Regions from separate parts of the Homo sapiens genome. Here regions 1 and 2 are each linked to region 3. The links are chromatin loops, found by intact Hi-C in ENCODE. Cell type or tissue: K562. All regions are shown on one strand. Links, peaks and the distances in the headings refer to the core of each region. The heading gives the core; the rest is flanking DNA.

Evidence for each region. A loop is a pair of places that touch in the nucleus more often than their neighbours do. Peaks named below come from ENCODE experiments on the same cell type or tissue, not always from the same donor. Only the 100,000 strongest peaks of a DNase experiment are listed, where the experiment ranks them.
Region 1: a loop joins it to region 3, with 14 times the contacts of the local background. A loop is called at or near these places in 18 of 110 quality-filtered maps.
Region 2: it touches region 3 in a loop (7-fold over the local background); 5 of 110 quality-filtered maps call a loop at or near these places.

The regions. Positions count from the first base shown.
Region 1 is chr2:177,483,507-177,495,028 of GRCh38, forward strand. It overlaps AGPS (alkylglycerone phosphate synthase), which reads left to right. Exons shown (of 20, transcript NM_003659.4): 12 at 9,642-9,693. Among named protein-coding and RNA genes, the nearest start is that of IFT70B, 64 kb to the right of the region's middle. In K562, for the core only: a CTCF peak has its summit at 6,392 (motif pointing right); no DNase peak of the experiment used is centred there.
Region 2 is chr2:177,634,695-177,639,694 of GRCh38, forward strand. All of the region lies in intron 19 of PDE11A (phosphodiesterase 11A), which reads right to left. Among named protein-coding and RNA genes, the nearest start is that of IFT70A, 18 kb to the left of the region's middle. RefSeq lists an enhancer at 455-534. In K562, for the core only: a CTCF peak has its summit at 2,135; DNase peaks (open chromatin) are centred at 337 and 4,807; H3K4me3 peaks cover 150 bases.
Region 3 is chr2:177,755,996-177,760,995 of GRCh38, forward strand. All of the region lies in intron 10 of PDE11A (phosphodiesterase 11A), which reads right to left. Among named protein-coding and RNA genes, the nearest start is that of PDE11A-AS1, 85 kb to the left of the region's middle. In K562, for the core only: a CTCF peak has its summit at 3,019; a DNase peak (open chromatin) is centred at 3,016.

The DNA of each region.
Region 1 (11,522 bases), core at 3,775-8,774, 270 kb before region 3:
AGACTACTCCTGGGTAGGGAGAGGATTCAAAAGGAAGTAGGGTCCTGGAATAAGCATTCTTGGACTTGTGGCAAGTTACTTTGGTAGTGGTAAGGCAGAAGTGATTAGTAACAGTTGAAATCCTTACATTAGAGGCCCTAATTCACTAGAACTTTGGGAATACGATATTATGGTTAGGGAGCTAGAGTATATAGTATTAACACCATGTTAGCTAAAATGACGAGGTGGCAATAATATTTAAAACATTAAAGGATTATTAAGTAGAGGAGGATTGGAGATAAGTTTTTGGAGTAAATAGTATTTGTTATACTAAAGTAACATCTGAGCACTGAGTGGTGACATTCCAGTGTGTTCTGGTACTTGTTTCTAAAATATTCCATCATTCAAAGGCAGAGGAAAGGAGTTTCAAATTAAGATACCCCAGATATTAAGAAGTAAAAGAACTTGCAGAGCCTTATGGTTTTGCCTATGAATTAATACATAAAAGAACAGGAAGCTAGGGTGTTTTTTTTTTTTTTTAAATGACCAGAAGTTCACTAATTGAAAAATAAAACACAGATGTTTCCATATATATTTTCATTAATTTCAGACTGTTCTTAATGAGGAGCTTTTGAAATTTCAAGTGTTTTCATTTTGTATTATGATTTATCCTTGTGTAATGATTTTGGATTACAGTCATTGGGTGAACATCCTAAGAATTTTTTAAAATGAATAAAAGGACAAGTTTTACTGATTTGTGTAAGGATGAAGGAAAATTCCATCCCCTGCTTGTCTTAAATAGTTTTATTTTCCCTCTGTCTTTGATGAGCTTCACTATTCCCCCCACAAAAAGTGTGGTTTTTTGTTTGTTTTTTTAAGATGGAATCCTACTCTGTCTCCCAGGCTGGAGTGCAATGGCGCGATCTCGATGCGCTGCAACCTCTGACTCCCGGATTCAAGCAATTCTCTTGCCTCAGCCTCCCGAGTAGCTGGGATTATAGGCGACCACCACCAAGCCCAGCAGATTTTTTTGTATTTTTAGTGAAGATGGGATTTTGCCGTGTTGGCCAGGCTCGTCTCGAACTCCTGACCTCAGGTGATCCGCCCGCCCCGGCCTCCCAAATTGCTGGGATTACAGTCGTGAGCCACCATGCCCAGCCACAAAAAGTGTTATTAAAGAATTGTAGTTCATGTCATTTCTTGTTCAAGTCTTGAATGACATAATTCTAATTCACCATTATTGCCTCTAATTTTATGAAAAAAAATATGAATGCCAAATTAGATTTTTCCTTTCTGAGACAGGGTCTCACTTTCTCATCCAGGCTGGAGTGCAGTGGCACAATCACAGCTCAACGCAGCCTCTCAATCTCCTGGATGCAGGTGATCCTACCACCTCAGCTTCCTGAATAGCTGGGACCATAGGCACACACCACTATACCTGGCTAATTTTTTTTTAAACTTTTGTAGAGATGGGATCTCCCTGTGTTCCCCAGGCTGGTCTTGAACTCCTGGACTCAAGCGATCCTCCAGTTTAGGCCTCCCAAAGTGTAGAGATTGCTGGCATGAGCCACCATGCCCGGCCCCAAATTAGATTTTTTAAAAAATTACAGAAGTTATAAAAGTAGTTTGGATTTGTATTTATTTTCAACAAAAGATCTCAGAGAGGTCGTGTTCAGTCTGTATTGACCAACTCTGCCCCTTCAATAATATCTCCCCTCTATAGAACACAGATTTAGTACACTCATAAAGCTTTTGATTAGATGTGTGCATATTTTGTTTTCTTGATGCTCCATCTACTTTTCCACACTGCAAATACTTACATGTAAATCTATCTTAAATTTCATTAATAAGAAGTGATGTACAAATGTATCAAAATACTAAGTTTATAATTTCATTACAATGGAAATGTTGATTTCCAACATTTCCGCCATAAATAGTTGGTGTAATCTGATACAGTTTTTATTACAATTCGATATGCCCCTGATAGAAAGTGACACAGAAGACCTACTTGTGCTATTGAAAAGCAAGTATGGAATTTTCCTTCATCCTTGCAGAAATCAGTGAAACTTGTCCTTTTACTCATTTAAAAAAATTCTTAGGATGTTCACCCAATGACTATAATCTAAATTCACTACACAAAACTATAGTGAGCCAGGTGCGGTGGCTCACATCTGTAATCCCAGCACTTTAAGAAGCTGAGGCAGGCAGATCACTTGAGCCCAGGAGTTTGAGACCAGTCTGGGCAACATGGCGAAACCCTGTCTCTATAAAAAATACAAAAATTAGCTGGGTATGGAGGCATGTGCCTGTAATCCTAGCTACTCTGGAGGCTGAGGTGAGAGGATCCATTGAGCCCAGGAGGTCGAGGCTGCTGTGAGTCGTGATCGTGCCACTGTACTTCAGCCTGGGCAACAGAGCAAGACCCTATCTCAAAAAACAAACAAAAAAAACTGTATTAGCTATATATCTTGGAACAAAATAAAGATAATGATTGATAGACAGTGCTACCATGTGGTTAAAAAAGCAGGTCGTAAAGAAAGGTCCTTTCTAGTCTATAGCTATGACAGTTCAGTTCTATGTACTTAATAATTGACAGTTTTTAGAAATACAAATATTATGGACTAGAAAGTTTGTCTTACTTGAAACTGATTTTAAAAGTCCAGATAGATAATATTCTATTCTCGAGCATTGCTCTTAATAATGGAGCAATTGCTAAGAGTAGTTACTGGGATTTGGATATCTAACAGTTTTGGAAACCTACATATTTTACTTCTATTATAATGCACATGTAGAGAGGCATTAATGTTTATCTTACCTGGAAATGGATAAAAGGTTTTATAATGGTTTAGGGAAAGTTGTATATTAGTTTGTAGAACATACAAGTCTCATATGTCAAGAGTGGTACAGTATTTGCTGCCTTCCTTTGTAATAGTGTTTTCAGGCAGAAAAATTGAAAAAATCAGGTTTTGGAACTAGTCATTGTTCAATTTGGGATTTGGAATTTCAGTTGATAGCAGGGGAATTAAGATCCATTAAAGTAGATGGTACATGGCTTATGATTGTGCCAAATTCTTGATTGAATAATGAATTGGTTGCTTGTAATTCTTCACTGTCATTTTATAGCACTTCCATCTTTGCAATATTTTCAGATTCAAGTTGCTTTTGAAATGGGAAACTGTAATTTTGGATAAATATCTTTTGGGAAAGAACATACATGACTGTTCACAAATAGCAAAGTGGGCTATATGTATATTTTTATTACTATTCTTACTGAAGGAAATAAATTAAGCAACCTTATACTAGCATTAGAAGGATTCTACTAAAGTCTCTCATCCGATCTTTGTCCATGTGAGCAAGTATCCTCTTTCAATACTTCACTGCCTTGTGAGAAGCTAGAAAGGAGGATTTAGTGGAAGATTAATGTGATTCTTTCTCATAAGTGGCAGTCCAGTATAATCTCCTCCTTTATTCAGTAGATGGGTAAATGATTTTTAAGACGTTCTCAGAAAATACATTTCCTGCTGTAGCCTATGAAGAGGAGGAAAATAATGTTTTTTAATCAGCATATCAGTGTTAGATATAACGTGTTATTATTCTCTAAAAGAGATAAATAAAATTGTTAGTTTGGAAATAACGATGTCTTTACAAGGTTAAAAGGAAAACCGAGTGTTAAAACAAGCTCAGAAGCAGTTTCTGAAGCTTGGGTTTTTTTTGTTTGTTTTCAATAAAAACTTAGGAGTAGTGCCCTATGGTATTTTGAGAGGAGCATTTATTCCAACAAGAGGAAAAACTGTATTTGGTATTGATTAGTACTCATTCCTCTCAAAACTCTTCTCAGTAAAACCTAGTTTCTTCGAACTAGGTTTTTAGAATTATAGATGAAAATGCAGCTTTTCTTCCCACTACCTTTTGATGGAGGGTAATTTTTCCTTCCTTCTATCACTTTTATTTTAAACAATTTTAAACTGATGAAGGTTTGGGGTTTTTTGTTTGTTTGTTTTAATGATTTTAGATTATAATTTGGGAAGACATAAATTTTATGAATTGTTCTGTTTTAAACTTAATTTATCTTGGAGGAGTTCAAATAAATTAGAAGGAGTCAGGTTTAGCACTTACCTTATAAAACACTTAAAACTTCTTTTTATTCAACAGTAATTCTTGGGAGTATTTATTACATAGAGAAACTGAAATTATTTTAAATCATTTTTTTTGTGTCATGCGTTTTTTTCTCTGAAGCAGAGAGAATAACCCTAGTCAAGTGTTTGGTTAATTGGATCATTTACTGTTTGATCCAGCAAAATTAAGACAGTTATGAGACATGTTCTCTACCAGAAGCCACTCAGAACAAGTTATTATACCTTTACTAAACTGAAAAACTATAAAGTTATAATTAGGAGACTGGCATTATCTTTTGGTCTTTTCCTTAATATAAGTGGAGGGCAATATTCACTCCCTATTATGTATTATTTTATTCTTTAAAACCAAGCAACAATTGACTTGTCAAAATAAAAAGTTCTTATTGTTTATCATACGGACTCCTAGCTGTAAGTCAGTATGTCATCTCTAAGATGACCAACCAGTAATAACTGTAGCCTTAAATAGTCTATCATTTCATCTGTGATACCAACTCTGACTTATTAGTTAGAAGAAGAATTTGTCTACATTTTAAGTTTTTATGTCCAGAAATTCACATTTAACAGATTATCTTTTTTTACATAGCCTTTTTTGAACTTTTTTTTTTTTTTGAGACGGATTCTCTCTCTGTCACCCAGGCTGGAGTGCAGTGGTGCCATCTCAGCTCACTGCAAGCTCCACCTCCCAGGTTCATGCCATTCTCCTGCCTCAGGCTCCTGAGTAGCTGGGACTACAGGCGCCCGCCACCACGCCCTGCTAATTTTGTTTTTGTATTTTTAGTAGAGACAGGGTTTCACCGTGTTAGCCAGGATTGTCTCGATTTCCTGACCTTGTGATCCACCTGCCTCAGCCTCCCAAAGTGCTGGGATTTGAACTTTTAAATTAATCAATTTTGTTGTGTGCCTTATTTGAGGTAGTGTGCTCTTAGCTTGATAACCAACATAATGCAATGGATAGTATGCAGTTATATGTGGTTCCTCACTTCTAGTGAGGATGTTGCATATTATGATAATTTTTTGTGCCCAAATTTTTGTATAGCACATGGAGTTTAGTATTGAAGCATTTGCTTCTGATACAACATGAGATTGATAGTCTATTTCCAAGGTAGTCTCTAGGCTCAAGAATTTGGGCTGTTCCAGAGTCTACATAGGATGTGGATTTACCCTTTGAGGAAACAAATGTTTTCAATCAAGTATAATTCATTCCTTAGCCATGGACCAGAGTTACATGGCTGCCATTCAATGCTTATACTTTTATAGTTTATCCTTATGACATTACGTTAGCAGAAACCCCTCAGACATGTGAAATATATGTTAATGTTGAATTTATTTTGCTGGTAACTAGTCTTTTAAGAGGTGCCTTCTCAAATATGTCTCATCTGAATTGCAAGTTCTGATTTTTTCTGTGACAAGTAAGAGCTATGACTTAGTTTTAGAAAAACCAGTTTTGCAGAATATTTTGATGTTTCTTTTTTTTTTTTTTTGAAACGGAGTCTCGCTCTATTGCCCAGGCTGGAGTGCAGTGGTGCGATCTCGGCTCACTGCAAGCTCCGCCTCCCGGGTTCATGCCATTCTTCTGCCTCAGCCTCCCCAGTAGCTGGGACTACAGGCGCCTGCCACCACACCAGACTAATTTTTTGTATTTTTAGTCGAGACAGGATTTCACTGTGTTAGCCAGGATGGTCTCGATCTCCTGACCTCGTGATCCGCCTGCCTCGGCCTCCCAAAGTGCTGGGATTACAGGCGTGAGCCACCGCGCCTGGCCAAGGAAATATTTTTAAATAAAATGATAGGATTGAGAAATATGTTGCTTTTTAAGTTAGTGCAGAGAGTACTAAGTAAATAAGACTAATCAGAATAGTTTTTACTATTCAGATTATGCAATCAAGTAAATTCCTGGTTGTAGCATCCCTAAAGGGAAGAAATTGCCAGCAATTTGACTAAGTCAGTCTTGTATCCATGTTGTGAAGTCATCGTGGTTATTTATTTCATTATTAAAGTACAAAAAGTATACTGATATTTCTGTATTAGTCCATATCAGGTTTCATATAGTTTCAGACTATTAAGTATAAAATATAGTTAGGTACAAGTTCGATGATTTGAGAGATTCTAGTAAGGGTACATTTATCGTAGCAGGAAAGAAATCAATTATTTCATTAGCTCAGTTTTAGTAAGCAATTTCTGTCTGAGTATTCTTGAATTCCCTGAATTTATCATTAACCCATCATTAAAATTTGTAAAAATATTCCCTCTCAGGTTAGTTTTGATCGCTTACCAGCAGGGGTCACTTTAACTCAAGGACCTTTTTCCCTCCTTTACAAAATCTGTGGAATACTCTCAGCCCTGCATTAGTAAATAACATGGGAGTGAATTTAGAGCTCAAATTCTCAGAACTTGTGCTGTCTCTGACTTTTGAAGGCAATCTTTTGTGGTTTTTTTAAACCTACCAAATTAGTTTTAAAGCAGTGGAAACATAACCTAATCTTAACTGTACATATAGTAACTCAAATTGATGTTGTTTTTTAAGAATAGTAACATTATTTTGATCTCTTGATTATAGAACCTTCCATTTAATTAACTGTAGTGGTAACTTTTAATTATTTGAATTATAAGAAATGTTTTCAGCTTTATATATTTAGAATGATGTGCAGTGATTTACAAATATCAATTACCAGGAGATCATAAACCAACCTAGATGCTATTTTTGAGTGCTTTACTTATATAAGCATTTAGTTATGACAATAACTGAAAAACTCTACTGACTTTTTAAAAATCTGGTACTATTGAAGTATGAGACTTTAAAACCGTTGGTTTGAATTAGATAATTTCAAAAAAGTCCATGTTAAAATAATTTAATATCTAAAATTAAAAAAATTCTTTAGCTTATTAGTTCTGTTTTGATAGTGTTTGTCTGTTACCATCTACTATTCCTCCTTGATACTAATAGGAATACTGGATAGCTAGCTTATGTGACTTGATTATCAAGTTAAAAATCACACTCAATATAATTGAATATTAGTTGCTATATGATACAGCAGTTGCCCAGGAGCTTTCTTGCCTTTTTTCCAGCTTTTTAATTTGAAAATTTTAAGCATACAGAAAATTTGAAAGACTGGTACAGTGATCACCTGTCTATCCACTTCATATATTCAACAATAATTAAGTTTTTGCTCTGTTTAACATGTACGTGTATATGTTTTTTGGACCATTTGAAATTAAGTTGCAGACTTTTTTTTTTTTTTTTTTTTTTTTTAAAGACAGAGTTTTGCTTTTGTTGCCCAGGCTGGAGTGCAGTGGTGCAATCTCGGCTCACTGCAACCTCCGCCTCCTAGGTTCAAGTGATTCTCCTGCCTCAGCCTCCCAAGTAGCTGGGATTACAGGCATGCACCACCACGGCTGGGTAATACTGTATTTTTAGTAGAGATGGGGTTTCACCATGTTGGTCAGGCTGGTCTCGAACTCCTGACCTCTGGTGATCCACCGCCTCAGCCTCCCAAAATGCTGAGATTATAGGTGTGAGCCGCCATACCCAGCCTAGGTTGCAGACTTTACAGCACTTAACCTAAATACATCAGCACCGTCTCCTAAAGACGGAATAGTGTTCTTCTTTATAACTACAATACCATTTTCATGTCTAAGAAAATCAGTAGGAATTTTTTTTTTTTTGAGACAGAGTCTCGCTCTGTCGCCCAGCAGGCTGGAGTGCAGTGGTTCACTGCAACCTCTTCCTCCTGGGTTCAAGCAATTCCCCTGTCTCAGCCTCCTGAGTAGCTGGGACTACAGGTGTGTGCCACCATGTCTGACTAATTTCTTTTTTTTTTTTTTTTTTTGTATTTTTAGTAGAGATGGGGTTTCACCATGTTGGCCAGGCTGGTCTTGAACTCCTGACCTCGGGCAGTCTGCCTCCCTTGGCTTCCCAAAGTGCTGGGATTACAGGTGTGAGCCACTGCGCCTGGCCAATCAACAGTAATTTGTTAATGCCATCTAATATTCATTATATAAGATTATTCCAGTTATCTCCAAGATATGTTTTATGAATAGTGTTTGCAAACCAAGATTTAATCAAGACTTGCATATTTTAATTGTTTTAAAGATTAAATACCCATAGAAATTTACTACACTAAATGTAATATACTTTCCTTCCCCCCCCCCCCCTTTTTTTTCATTTTGTTTTGTTTTGTTTTTGAGACAAGGTCTTGCACTGTTGCCCAGGCTGGAGTGCAGTGGCACAATCTTCGCTCACTGCAAACTCTGCTTCCCAGGTTCAAGTGATTCTCATGCCTCAGCCTCCCAAGTAGCTGGGATTATAGGTGTATACCACCACGCCCAGTTAATTTTTGTGTTTTTAGTAGAGACAAGCTTTTGCCATGTTGGTCACGCTGGTCTTGAGCTCCTGTCCTAAAGTGATTTGCCCACCTCAGCCTCACAAAGTGCTAGGATTGCAAGTGTGAGCCACTGCACCCATCCCCTCCCATTTTCTGATATATGTGTACTTACGTGAATTGTTTTCATTAATAATACTTGCCATTGATAAAGGTGCGGTAGAATGTGGTTGTTAGCAGGAGATGGAATTTACAAGTTGCTGGTAGGAACTTAAAATGTTTTTGTTATGAATGACAGAGTGGCTGTTACTGTCTCATATTTTACTTATGTGCTTAAGCTAGAATATATAAATATATATGTTATATGTATATTCTACTTATGAAGAAAAGAAATTTGGTCTAATCAGGCTTTGTATATTTTATTAGAAGTCAATGTGCCCACTTTATGAAAAACATTTCAGATTTGTAAACGTGAAGAAAACTGATTTTCCTTTAGTATTTTTGGAAACTGGTAACGTTTTTAGAAGTATCAACCCAACTACAAAGATACTCTTATGCCAATATTTGAAATTACTCAGGTAGTACATTTCTTTAACATTTTTAAACTATTATACATTTAATAAGACTACAAAATAGAAAATAACATAGTTTTAATGTAATTTTTGTTTGGAATATGATAAAGCTGTGTGTGCATGTGTCTGTGTTTTAAGTGATTTTTGGAGGCTGTGTGGTTTGCCTGAAATAGTGCTCATCTAAAAGTCAGAATGTCTTCATCTTCTACCTTTACTGTGGATAAAATACAGTATAGTTCATAAAATGGCATAATACTTGAGGCACTGGATTTTAGTTTTAGAAACATCTTTGTTCTAAAATAATCCACTTTGGGGTCTGGTATTTCTTTTAGGATATTCTCATATGTCTTTGCCAGACATTAGGCAGCTTTTTCTGCTGATAAATTTAAAATCTGTTAACTTATGTTTGTATTTATTTATCTATATCTGTAGATTTCTTCTCTCCAAATATTTTATAGAAGTCATTGATATTTGTCTTCATAAAAGTATATGAAAAGTTAACTTTTTTTCCTCTGTAAATCCTTAGGAACTAAGCTCTTGATCTCTTAAATATAGAAAGATAATATTCACATTCTACCTGTCTAGCTTCTTACTGTATTAAATTTGTATCACTTTTTTTTTTCTTTTTAAAACAGAGATGTGCTCCGGCATCTATTCGCCTCATGGACAACAAGCAGTTTCAGTTTGGTAAGTAAGGAGTGGTAATTTTAAAATGTCATTTAGCCACAGAAATTTATGAAACATCAGTAGGAAGAGTACGGAGTGCAGAGGTAGAAAGAACGTCAGTCTTGCCTTTCAGGAAGATGTCAGTCTAATGAAGATAGACAATTACATAAATGAGTGAGGGTAGCAGTGTTGGAGGGCCTGTGAAAGAAGACTGCACTGGATACCATGGGCTGCAAATGAAGGAATTGATTCTTCTTGATTTTGCTTGAGGATAAAGAGTCAGAAAAGGCTTTTATAAGAGAGATGCTTGAGCTAAATCTTCAAAGGTGAATATAAGTTTGCCTAGATGTCTCTTCTTCTTCTCAACCAGACTTCTTCACTTGGCAGCAAAAATGTGAAGGTGTGAAACTCAATGATGTGTGTTAGGGGACTTCAAATTGTTCTATGTGGCTCAAATAGAGGGTGGGGTTAGAGTTGTTACATGAGATAAAGTTGGTTGGGTGGGCTAGGGCTTTGCAGGATAGATTTGGATTTTGTCTTGTCAGCAGTGGGATTTCTTTGAAGAATAAAATCAATCAACTTTACATCTTAGCTCATTCTGGCAGCATTGTGCAGGATAGATTAGAAGGGTACATGCATGGAGGAGAGACACTAGGAGATGAAACAGCTCAAGAAGCAAAGTTTGAGGGCTTTGAGCATGGCAGCAGCAATGGAGATAGAGAACGGATGATAGATTTTCAGAAAATCAGTTTGCTAACTGGATGTGGAAGGCTAAATAAAAGGAGGAGTTGAAGACAACACCTAGACTGATTTGATTGGGTAGATTAAATAACATAGAAGAATGGGTGGTGGTCTTGGGAAAAAGATATGATAATGGGTTGTAGTTATATTGTGAAATTTACTTTGGGATTTAAGTTTATAGAATTTAAATACCCTCAAAACAATTCCTAAAATCATGAGAGTGATCGTTCAGTAATAAATACTAAAGGCAAAGATAGGCAGGCTTTTGTCATGTCTAAAAGTAAGCTGAGATTTTAATTTAGGGAAGCATGGTTATAGTTACATAGAAACTTAACTAAAGTCAGGTTCGTAACATATTAAGAGTTTTAAAATTACATTCTTCTAAGTTAGTCATAATTGTTTATTTCTTTAAGTAAATTACTTTCAAAATACTATACTACTGACAAAAGTTTAAGATAAATATGTTCTATAAGTAATGAAATACTTAAATCAAGTGAAAAACCACTTGTGTGTTTTGGCCTGCATTTAAAGATCTAGGTCTTAAAGAGAGCCATGCATCTAATTAATAAGACTGTGTTATTCGTTTATATGTTATTGTTGTTGTAAACAATGTTAGACCTAGGCATTTGTAAAATTAGTTATGATTTGGCCATACTTATTTATAATTGGAGTCCATAACAATTTAAAGTGAAGGTTTAAAGAAAGTCTTCCTGTCATCCCTCTTCCATGTTCTCATTACTATACCTGAAAACATACTTACTTGCTCCCCTCTAGCTTGCTCCTGTCTGTGGTATTATAGGTTCTACCTTCTCTAGTCTTTACTGTGTCTCCCCTCTCTCTGCCCTTTACTTAGCCACCAAAGTGATCCTTTTGAAATACAGATCTGATCATGCTTTTTGGCTGTCTATATAACCTTTTTTATTTCTCAATTTTAATTGAAGCCTTTACATTAATATATCCTGCCATGGCTTCATGATCAAGCAAAAGAGGAAATAATGCTTAGCACAACAAAAGGTGCCCCAGACCCTGCACTAACCGTATGGCTGATTGGTCGGTGTTTATACCACATTGGTTGTTAACAAAGCACATGCCATATTATTAGTTGTTAA
Region 2 (5,000 bases), core at 1-5,000, 120 kb before region 3:
TCTTACACTCTTAATTTGTTACAGAAATGCAGTTAGCTGAGAGAATATGGAACTATTAAAATACTAGTAAAGCAAGGGTTTATCCACGAACCTAAATTCCAAGGCTTATGGTGATTATGTGTAGTGAGTCATCAGCAAGAGAATTGCTTCTAGTATTTAAAAGTTTCTTATCAAGTGATACGGGATGGGTTCTGTGAGAATGCTATTGTCTAGTTTGACTTGCTCCTCAGTGAAAGAGAAGGGGGGAAACTTAGCACCCATCTGATCACTCTCCATATACACACGGAGGAACTCTAAAGGTTATGTATGCGGCTGCATCAGCCTCAAGACACCTGACTCTCCTCTGTGGCATCCCTGCTGCGTGACCACACAGCTACCGTTGAAACCCTTTCAGAGGCAGTGCGTGCACAACCTCCCAGGGGAGTCCATTTAGTTTTTGATTGTTCTGTTTTTAAAATGTTGTTCCTTTATGTTGGACTGAAATCTATACCCCTGTAACTTCTACCTAATGGTTCTAATCCTTAGGGTGCTCTTTCTTTAAACCAGAATTTTCTTTAGTAGTGTAGGACTGATAACTCAGGTTTTGTTTCAAGTGTAGGTTAGAGTTGATGCTGACCTAAAAACCCTATTTGGGATGCAGTGCTTCTCCCTTGGGGCAACCTTTTTGACATCACTGGGGCCCCATGTTCCTTCCAGTTCCCTCCTGGCCCATCGCAGACAGGACCTCGGATACTTGCCCCACTATGGGACACAGCCTGGGCATCTGGTCATCTAGGTGGCCAAGGGACCCCACTTATTTCCTGATTTCATTCACACTCCACTGTTGAGTTCTCTTGTGACCAGCATATACAGTTTATTCCGTATTTTATTTATGTTTTGAATAAGGAACACATTCACATAGTTCCATGGATACAAAACGGTACAAAGGTGCAATATAAAATCTCCGTTCTACTATTTCCCAGACACTCAGTTTCCTCCCCTAGAGGCAACAGATGTTTTCAGTGTCTTGAGTAGATAATCAAGAAAAATTTTCTGAATGTGTAAGAACATAAATATATTTGCCCCTTTTTACAAATGGTAGTACACCATACAGAGGGATCTGCACTTTGCCTTTTATTCTTAATATATCTTGGGAAAAACTCATATCACTACAAAATTAGATTTCCTCATTTTTTATGGCTATCTAGTATTCCACTGCTGTCAAAATTTGTTTAACCAGTTCCTTTTTGATGGAACCCAAACATTGTTTATATTTGGCCATTACAAATAATGCTGTAATGGATATCCCTGTACATAGCCTCTCCATAGGTGTGAAGTTTATCAGAGAGTCAAATTCTAGAATGGGTATTGCTGGGTGAAAGGGAATGTGTATTTGCGTTTTGGTAGATATTACTGAATCAACAAATATAATTTTACTTAAGATATATAGCAGGATTTTTATAATAGCCATACTAACAAAAGAGAGGGAACAGAAACCATAGCTACTGTTTAGATTAAGGCCTTGGAAAGATAGTGTGAGGGTGGGTAGAGCTAAGAAGGATACACAAATCTAGAATTTGATCCCTCTCTTCTCTGTATACTCCAGATGCTAATTTCTACACAGTACACTTGGTATCACTGAAGCATCATAATCATGTTGTCCAGAAGGTTTTGATTTTACTCCCTCTCTGAAAGAAACTCCCCAAATGGTACTTGAATCTACTGAAATCTCTTACAGCATATCAATCATTTTTGACCAGTTACAGGTGTTTTCAGTGTGTTTCATGGACTCTTACTGTCATTAGCAAACTTTTACTGAATGCTTAGTTGGAGTCAGACTGTAATAAGTGCTTAACACTGTCATATAATTTTCTCAGGAACTTTATGAAATGGTTACTATTATTATCCTCTTTATATATATATAATTAAGAAAAACCAAGGCCTGGATGAAGAACTCACTCGTGGTCATTCACTTGGTAAGTGAAGAACTGAAACTGCAGGGTTTCTCTACCTCAGTACTATTGATGTTTTGGGTTAGATAATTCTTTATGGTGGGGGCTGTCTTTTGCATTATAGAATGCTCTAGAAGCCAGTAGCATCCCTCCCCAAAGTTGTGACCACCAAAAATGTCTCCAGATATTGCCAGATGTCCTCTGGGGAGCAGCATCTTCCCAGTTAAGAACCACTGCTCTGCTGCCTCTAAGCATTATCTCGTCTCCATCAGGTCTTCAATGAACTCAGCTTCCCCTCAAATAGAAGGAGGAATAAAAGTAACTAGCTACAGTCTGAACCCCAGCAGCATCTCTGGTAGCAGAGAAGGAAAGACTTCTTCTTGGGCCAAATACATACTCTTCCTCACCTCCTTTTTCTGAAGACATTTAGGAAGGAGAAATAAGAGGAGTTTCTATATATTGAATGTTCACTGTGCTGGGCTAGGGCCGGGGCCTAAAGGCCATTATCTCATAAAATCTCCACAGCAGTCCCACGAAGTAGGTACTTTTATCATCTTCACTTTATAGATAAGGAAATTGAGGTTCACTTAGGTTAAGTGCCTTGTCCATGGTCATATAATGAGAGATGGAGCCAGGATGTTTACCTAAGTCTTTCTGACTCTAATGCATTGTGTAAAAAATTCCTTCCCTAGAGAACTAATCCTTCGCCACTCAGCTCACATTCTGTCTTCTCTGTGAAGTCTTCTCTGGTCTTCTGGTATGGAACCAGAACTCTCCTTCCTTAGGCATGCCTGTAGCACACTCTCCATCTCTCCAATTCTATCTATCGCACTGAAAAGGTATTTGCATTTTTTTGCAGTTCTTCAAAGATCCTGTTCTGGATTGTGTTTTTGTCTCTTTGTACTTGTCTTTTTTCCCCCTTCTGGGTCCTTTTAAGCCAAGTTTTAAAAGTGCTGGTTTTCAGCAATTTGATTCTCATGTGCATTGCTGTAGTGTCCTTCATGTGTCTTCTGCTTGGCTTCATTGAGAATCTTGGTTCTGTACATTTATTTCCACCATCCTGTCTTCAGCTATGTTTTACATCTGTCTTTTCCCTCTGGGACTCTAATCATACATATTTAGCCATTGGCATTGTCTCACAGCTCAAATGATGCTCTGCTCATTTCTCTTCCATCTTTTCTATATCATTTTGGATAGTTTCTGTTGCGTCACTGAGTTTTTCTTTTGCAGGGCTTAATCTGCTATGGATCTCATCTACTATACATATATATATATACATATATACATATATACACATACATATATACATATATACATATATACACATACATATATACGTATATATATACACGTGTATATATATATATATATATTTTTTTTTTTTTTTTTTTTGAGATGGAGTCTCGCTCTGTCACCCAGGCTGGAGTGCAGTGGCGCGATCTCCGCTCACTGCAAGCTCCGCCTCCCAGGTTCACGCCATTCTCCTGCCTCAGCCTCCTGAGTAGCTGGAACTACAGGTGCCCGCCACCGTGCCCGGCTAATTTTTTGTGTTTTTAGTAGAGACAGGGTTTCACCGTGTTAGCCAGGATGGTCTCGATCTCCTGACCTTGTGATCCACCTGCCTCGCCCTCCCAAAGTGCTGGGATTATAGGCGTGAGCCACCGCGCCCAGCCTACTATATTTTTTTTACCTCAAAAATTAGCGTTTTCTTTTCTAGAAGTTTGATTTGGGTCTTTTTAATATCTTCCATGACCCCTTAATCATGCTCAATCTTTCCTCTACCCTCTGAAATATCTAAGTATAATAACTATCTTAATGTCTTTTTCTACCAAGTCTATGATCTATATAATCTCTGAATTTGTATTGATTGATTTTTCTAATTATTATGGGTCAGATGTTTTTGCTTCTTTGCATGCTTGATAATTCTTGATGAATATCAGACATTGTAAAGTTTATATTGTTGGGTGATGGATTTTTTTTCCTTTGCTTTAAGCCTTCTTCAGTTTTGTTCTGGAATATAGTCAGGTTATTTGGAAATAATTCAATCCCTTTGAGGCTTGCTTTTCAGCTGCGCAAGCTGGGTCCAAAGCAGCCTTTTTTTTTGTGGAGGGCTAATTTGCTCCCACTACTGATGCAATACCCTTCTGAGAACTGCATCCAATGCCTCATGTATTTCAAGGCTTTTCTTGGGTACTCTAGCTGGCAGGAGCATGGACTATTTTCCCCAGGCTGTGTGACCTCTGTGGATCACTTTACTTGCTCCTTTTTGCTTCAGCCTCAGTAGTTTCCTCACATGGATATGATGAACATCACTAACCTGAAGACTCAAAGTGGCCCTCTGCAGATCTCTGGGCTTTTTCTGTGCAGTCCTCTCTTCTCTCTTACTCTTCCCTGGGAACTGTAACCTCTTTGGCCTCCCTAGACTCCTAGCTCTGCCTCCTTAACTCAGCAAGATCACTGGGCTCTGCCTGGATTCCCCCTGCCTGTGCCGTGGCCTAGAAATTCTATCCAGGCCACAAGCTGGAACAGTTGTAGGACTCACTTCATTCATTCCCCTTACTCAGGAACCACTGTATTATGTTGTCTGTTGCCCATTGTCTGAAAAGTGTTGTTTCATATATTTTTCAGGTTTTGGGGTTTTGTTGTTGTTGTTGTTTTGTTTTGTTTTGGCCCGTTACTCAACCATGGCTAGTAGTAGAGGTCCCTTATCACTGGTTTTAAAAACTCTGTCTTGCTTAGTATCCCACAAGCTCAGAGAGACAGTGGAAACAAGGCCTTTTATCTTTGTATCTTCAACATCTGGCACAGTGACCCCAGGAAGCAGCAGCCTCTCCTCCATTCTTCCCCATAGAACAGTGGCAGGAAGAAGGGTTAAGGCTAGGACAGCTGCCAGTGGCTGAGAGTGGGGTTAGGATGTTCTGACCTGCTACAAAATCCTGCTGTAAAAACACATCTAGAATGAGCCACTTGGGAAATGGATATATTTTCTCTTATTACCATTATTCCTGGGCCTTTGTTTTTATCAGTTTGCCAACCTGCTAGGAGCCAGATCCTGGCCTTTGTGTTTCT
Region 3 (5,000 bases), core at 1-5,000:
CACTACGCTCTCATTTGTAACACTTCCTGGGAAGACTTTGGGCTTTTACATACTATATAGAGGAAGGAGATTTTACATCTGGGACCTTGGGGCCATTTCAACCCTGCCTTCCCACTAATGAATTTACCACACAATAAGAGAAAGAGTTCCTGTTGGGAGAGAAGCTTGTTTGCACCCCAGGTCAGACAGGGCCACTGCTAACACTAGAATAGTGGGCCCCTGGTCTTTCAGGGGTTATCAAAATAACCAGCTTTTGCCCTCACACACAACTCCTCAGAGAACCGGAGTAAAGCTGTTTTCAAGAAGACCACTGATGGTTTAAAAGATATTTCAGGCAGAAGCATAAATTTCTTCATGGTTTTAAAGGGAAAGAAATTCCCTTTAAATTCATATTGGAGAAATGTCATCACAGAAAGCCTCTCACTCTCTTCTCGTTCATTTCTGAATTCTAAATCTTTTCTGTTGGTGGTGAGGGGAAGAGTAAAAAGTGGTTTTCCTCAAAAGCCAGCTTCAGTGGTTTACGGAGTTGTTTGACAAACTTAAGCCCAAGTGTTGAGGACGGCCACCTGTTCCCACAGAAATCACAAAGCTTGGTTTTCACAGAACTCGTCTCCATCTCCAGGAAGGCCAGAGGTGAATTATAGTATGTGTTAGGAAAATGAACCTAGTAGCAAGAGGAATGGGATCACTCAGCACAGGAATTGTTTGAAATTTGCCCTTTGGAGAAAATAAGTGCTGTTAGCGCCCACAAACATGTCCCTTGAAGTTGATATTCTAGAATGTTGAAGGCTAAGGAATCATACCTGCTCAAGCAATGGGGCTGGATTACTTTTCAAACTATGTAACCTTAAAACAAACAAACGAACACATAAACAAACCAAAACATTCTTAGCAAGGTCTGTTGAAACCTGAACCCATCTATCGAGAAAGTAAACCAAGATTATTCAAGGGCTCACAATCAGACGATAAGGAGGGTCAAGCCAAGACGAGAAGAATCTCAAACAAAACGCATTCCATGACATTTCAAAAAGGATCTTACAAATTCAGCATGCCCACCCATATCTCAATTTCTTAATGTGTGCAATGTAGTTACCTGGGCGTTTCTCTTTGTACCTCAGTTTTATCATCTGTAAAATAAGAAAAATAATAGTAGGGTTTTTGTGAAGACTAAATAAATTAATACAGGTAAGGCACCAAAAACTGGCCTGGCAGCTGGTAAAATGTTCAGTAAATGTTTATTTTCCAGATGACTGTCACATGGAGTAGACTGAGCATATACTGGGGCCCAAGAAAAGGGCCTCAGCAGCATGAACCAAGGTCTCCAAACTGGCAGTGTAACATCTCTCTTAGCTGCCTGATCCTTAAATGGGATAGAGCCGCTGATGCCTCCTTCAGAGGCTTGCTGTTAACATTCAATGAAATAAGAGCTATGAAAGCACTTAGAATCAGCAAAAATGCTGTGGTTATCATAGCATTTGTCTTAGTGAACAGCAATATTTGAAAATGTATAATGATTGGTATCATGTTATCCTACAGAAAGCCCAGGAAATGTATTTTAAAGTCCGTCCACTTGTAGATGCTTAACAACAGAACAGTATTTAAGCCTCTTATCCCTGGATAGGTTGAACAGAGCCTCGCTGTAAGTTCTTACCAGCCCTTCTCAGACTCTCACCTTTCGTGGGTGTGGATTTGATTATAGTGAGTGTAAAGAAGTACCTGTGGATGCTGCTCTGGGAAGGCTTTCAGAGCCAGTATGAGGCCAGATGCTGGGGCCCCCAGCCTGGGGGGATGAGGTGAAATCTGTTTTGAACTTAGATCCCTTCTACCATGTGGTCTTATAGAAACGATTCTAGAGTTTTCTGTTACAGTGGGACTGTAACAGACTTGCAGTTTTTATTAAAATTCTGACTTGTTCACAGCCTAATTCCTTTTAGTCTCAATGAAATGCTTTAGGCCCTGGATGGAAACATCATCCTGAATTACATGACAGTCTTAGAATATTCTCTGTGGAGGCAAGGCACGGTGGCTCACTCCTGTAATCCTGTAATCCCAGCACTTTCGGAGGCCGAAGTGGGTGGATCACAAGGTCAGGAGATCGAGACCATCCTGGCTAACACGGTGAAACCCCATCTCTACTAAAAAAAAAAAAAAATTAGCCAGGCATGGTGGCAGGCGCCTGTAGTCCCAGCTACTCGGGAGGCTGAGGCAGGAGAATAGCATGAACCCGGGATGCGGAGCTTGCAGTGAGCCGAGATGGCGCCATTGCACTCCAGCCTGGGTGAGAGTGCAAGACTCCGTCTCAAAAAAAAAAAAAAAAAAAAAAAGAATATTCAAAGAACATTCTCTGTGGCTATCAAATCCAAAGACAGAAAAATCCTGCACAGATGTTGTGTATTGACTATAGATGTTCTGATATCTGGCTAAGGTGGTGTCTTTGTGAACGTTATGAATTGCTTCTAGGGAAGCGAAAAGCACCTCAACAGAGCTACCATTTCACCAACATGCAGTATTCTGGGGAAAAGGAAGAGAAGGAGTGCCTGATGGCTCTATCAGCTCTGGCAAGGAAATGAATGCATTGAAGGAATAGAGTGCAGGCACACAGACAGCGAGGCTCAAATCTCCTGGCTGCATGCATGCTGCAATTACACACCACAATAAAAAGAATTAATGTAGCATCTGACCTGCTGACCTCCAGATGCCTACTGCACCACCTCATCAACAATCCCCAGACCTCCACGGTGCCTCCTTGGCCACCCGCCGGCTGCCTCACTGGGATACAGCAAGCACAAGGGCCTTACACAGGCTTTGTTCTTAAGGCTAAACCAAAGGGGAGAGTCCCCCAGTCCCTCCACCTCGTGCCTGGGCAAATGAATAAGCTGTCCATGTCACTAACATATTCCAGGTCATGCGTACACACAAACATTATTATATCTCGATATTACTTTTAAATTACTGTCTCTGGGGTTTTAGCCATTTTCCTAGAAATGTGGCTCAGCAAATCCTTACGTGGAGCAAGGATGGCACCCAGTGGCCAAAGTGCTTCATCTCAGACCCTGTTTTCTCAGGGATTTTCCATTTGCTTCTCTCTTTGGAGACAATGAATTGCCATGAGATCCTTTTGTAAAGCCAGAGTTGAAACTCCAAATCATATGACTATCCCGTTAAGTTGGAGCACGTGCACACACACACACACACACACACACACACGCACACACAAATGGAAACAGTATCAGGAGCTAATTCAGAATAGCTAAAATTTCTGAAAAATCTTTAAAATTTACCTTGAGAGTTTTATGTTAAAATCATCATATTTCAGATGTGCAGATTACCATCCATGATGTTCCCAATATCAAGTATCACTATAGGAAATATTATAAAAAATGCAAGCCCAGTCTCACATTCTTCACTTCATATTCCCCCAAATAGTCTCTAGTTCATAAGTGCTCATGCCTTAAACATAAGACTTTATCACCTGACAAGTGCTTTATCATGAAACTGATGTTTGCAATCTCATATCCTTGTTATCTTTCGTACAAGGTACTTGGCAGGCCTGGAGAGCACAGGATAATAGAGTGGGACTACTCTTTTTCCTTTGAGCTTTCCAGATGTCAAGAGATTTTGATACAGCTAGATAGCCAATCAGACTGTAAGGAAGACAGGCGAGATGTCAGAATAATGAACCATATACTCTCTTGCTAAGAATGATGCAATGTCTCCATAATGTTTCTGTTTCCAATTTCCTTAGGTTCCCAAGTAATCTAAAACCCCAGGGCAAAAAGTCACATGGATAGTACAACCACAATACAAAAAGAAGTTTCTAATAAAACAACATTACGTATTAATTGCCCAAAGAGTACCATAAACAGTCTTACTAAAAGTCAATATGTTGAGTTCAGCCAACAATTCTGTCTTTCTCAGACGTCATTACCATTCATGCTTATTTGACCCCCAAAATGTCAAAATGCCACCAAGATTTCAAGAATAATAGCTGAATCAAAAGAAATGACTTAAAAATGAAACTCCATGACATTGCTTCCATTTTCCTACTCCGCCACTTGAAGAACAGCATTGTCTTCAGGAACAGACAAAACATTGCAGAAGAAAAACCAAAGCAGAGGGGTTCCATTTTTCTTGCTGGTTCTTTGATCCTTAGTTGCCTTCTACATAAAATGGAGATATGCTAACCCTGCCCTCACCAAGACTTTGTGAGCCTCAAGTGAGATAATGGACATGTACCTGTTTTTATACACTGCAATTTCTTAGTACTTAAGACATTTTTCTTATTTAAACATTTATAGGTAGCATTAGTGTATAGTTTTTATACTGATGAGATTGAGACTCTTGTTTTACCCACGTAATCACACATCTTCCTCATGAGTATTATTATATTATATTACCTTTCAAATATAATATAGTCATGGGGGCTTTGGAAATTACTTATATGTAATTAAATCAAGCTGAGCTATCTTGAACAGAGCTTGAATTAAAAAATTTGAGTATGCGAAAATCATAAAAACCCCTAAATGTTTTGTCAACATTTATGTTGTTTTATGTTTTATTTTCCCCTTTCTTCCTAGAGATAAATTTTATAGGTTCATAAAATTATAGCATTTTTTAGCTAGAGATGGCTTTGTTTTGCAGATGAGGAAACCTGGAGCCTAGAAATTGAAATTAACCAAAAGGTCTGGTGGTTACTTTGTCTTTTTATACACTTGCTTGCTCTTGTCTTACTGTGTCCATGGTCTTACAAAGACTGTTAAAAGGGCAGATCTGGCTACAGAGACTGCAGAAAACCCTTCAGCCAGACATTGTCTCCTAACTTCCTATTTCATAGGGTGTCTTGAGACCAAGAGAATTATGATTCACAAACACTTAAAAGATTTTGGATGAATCCATTTCCAAATGAGGAAAAATAGGAAGAACAGCCAAACCAGAGCATGATTTCAAAAACAGGAAAGACAGACTATAGAACTATATAAAATAGTAAATACAAATACAAA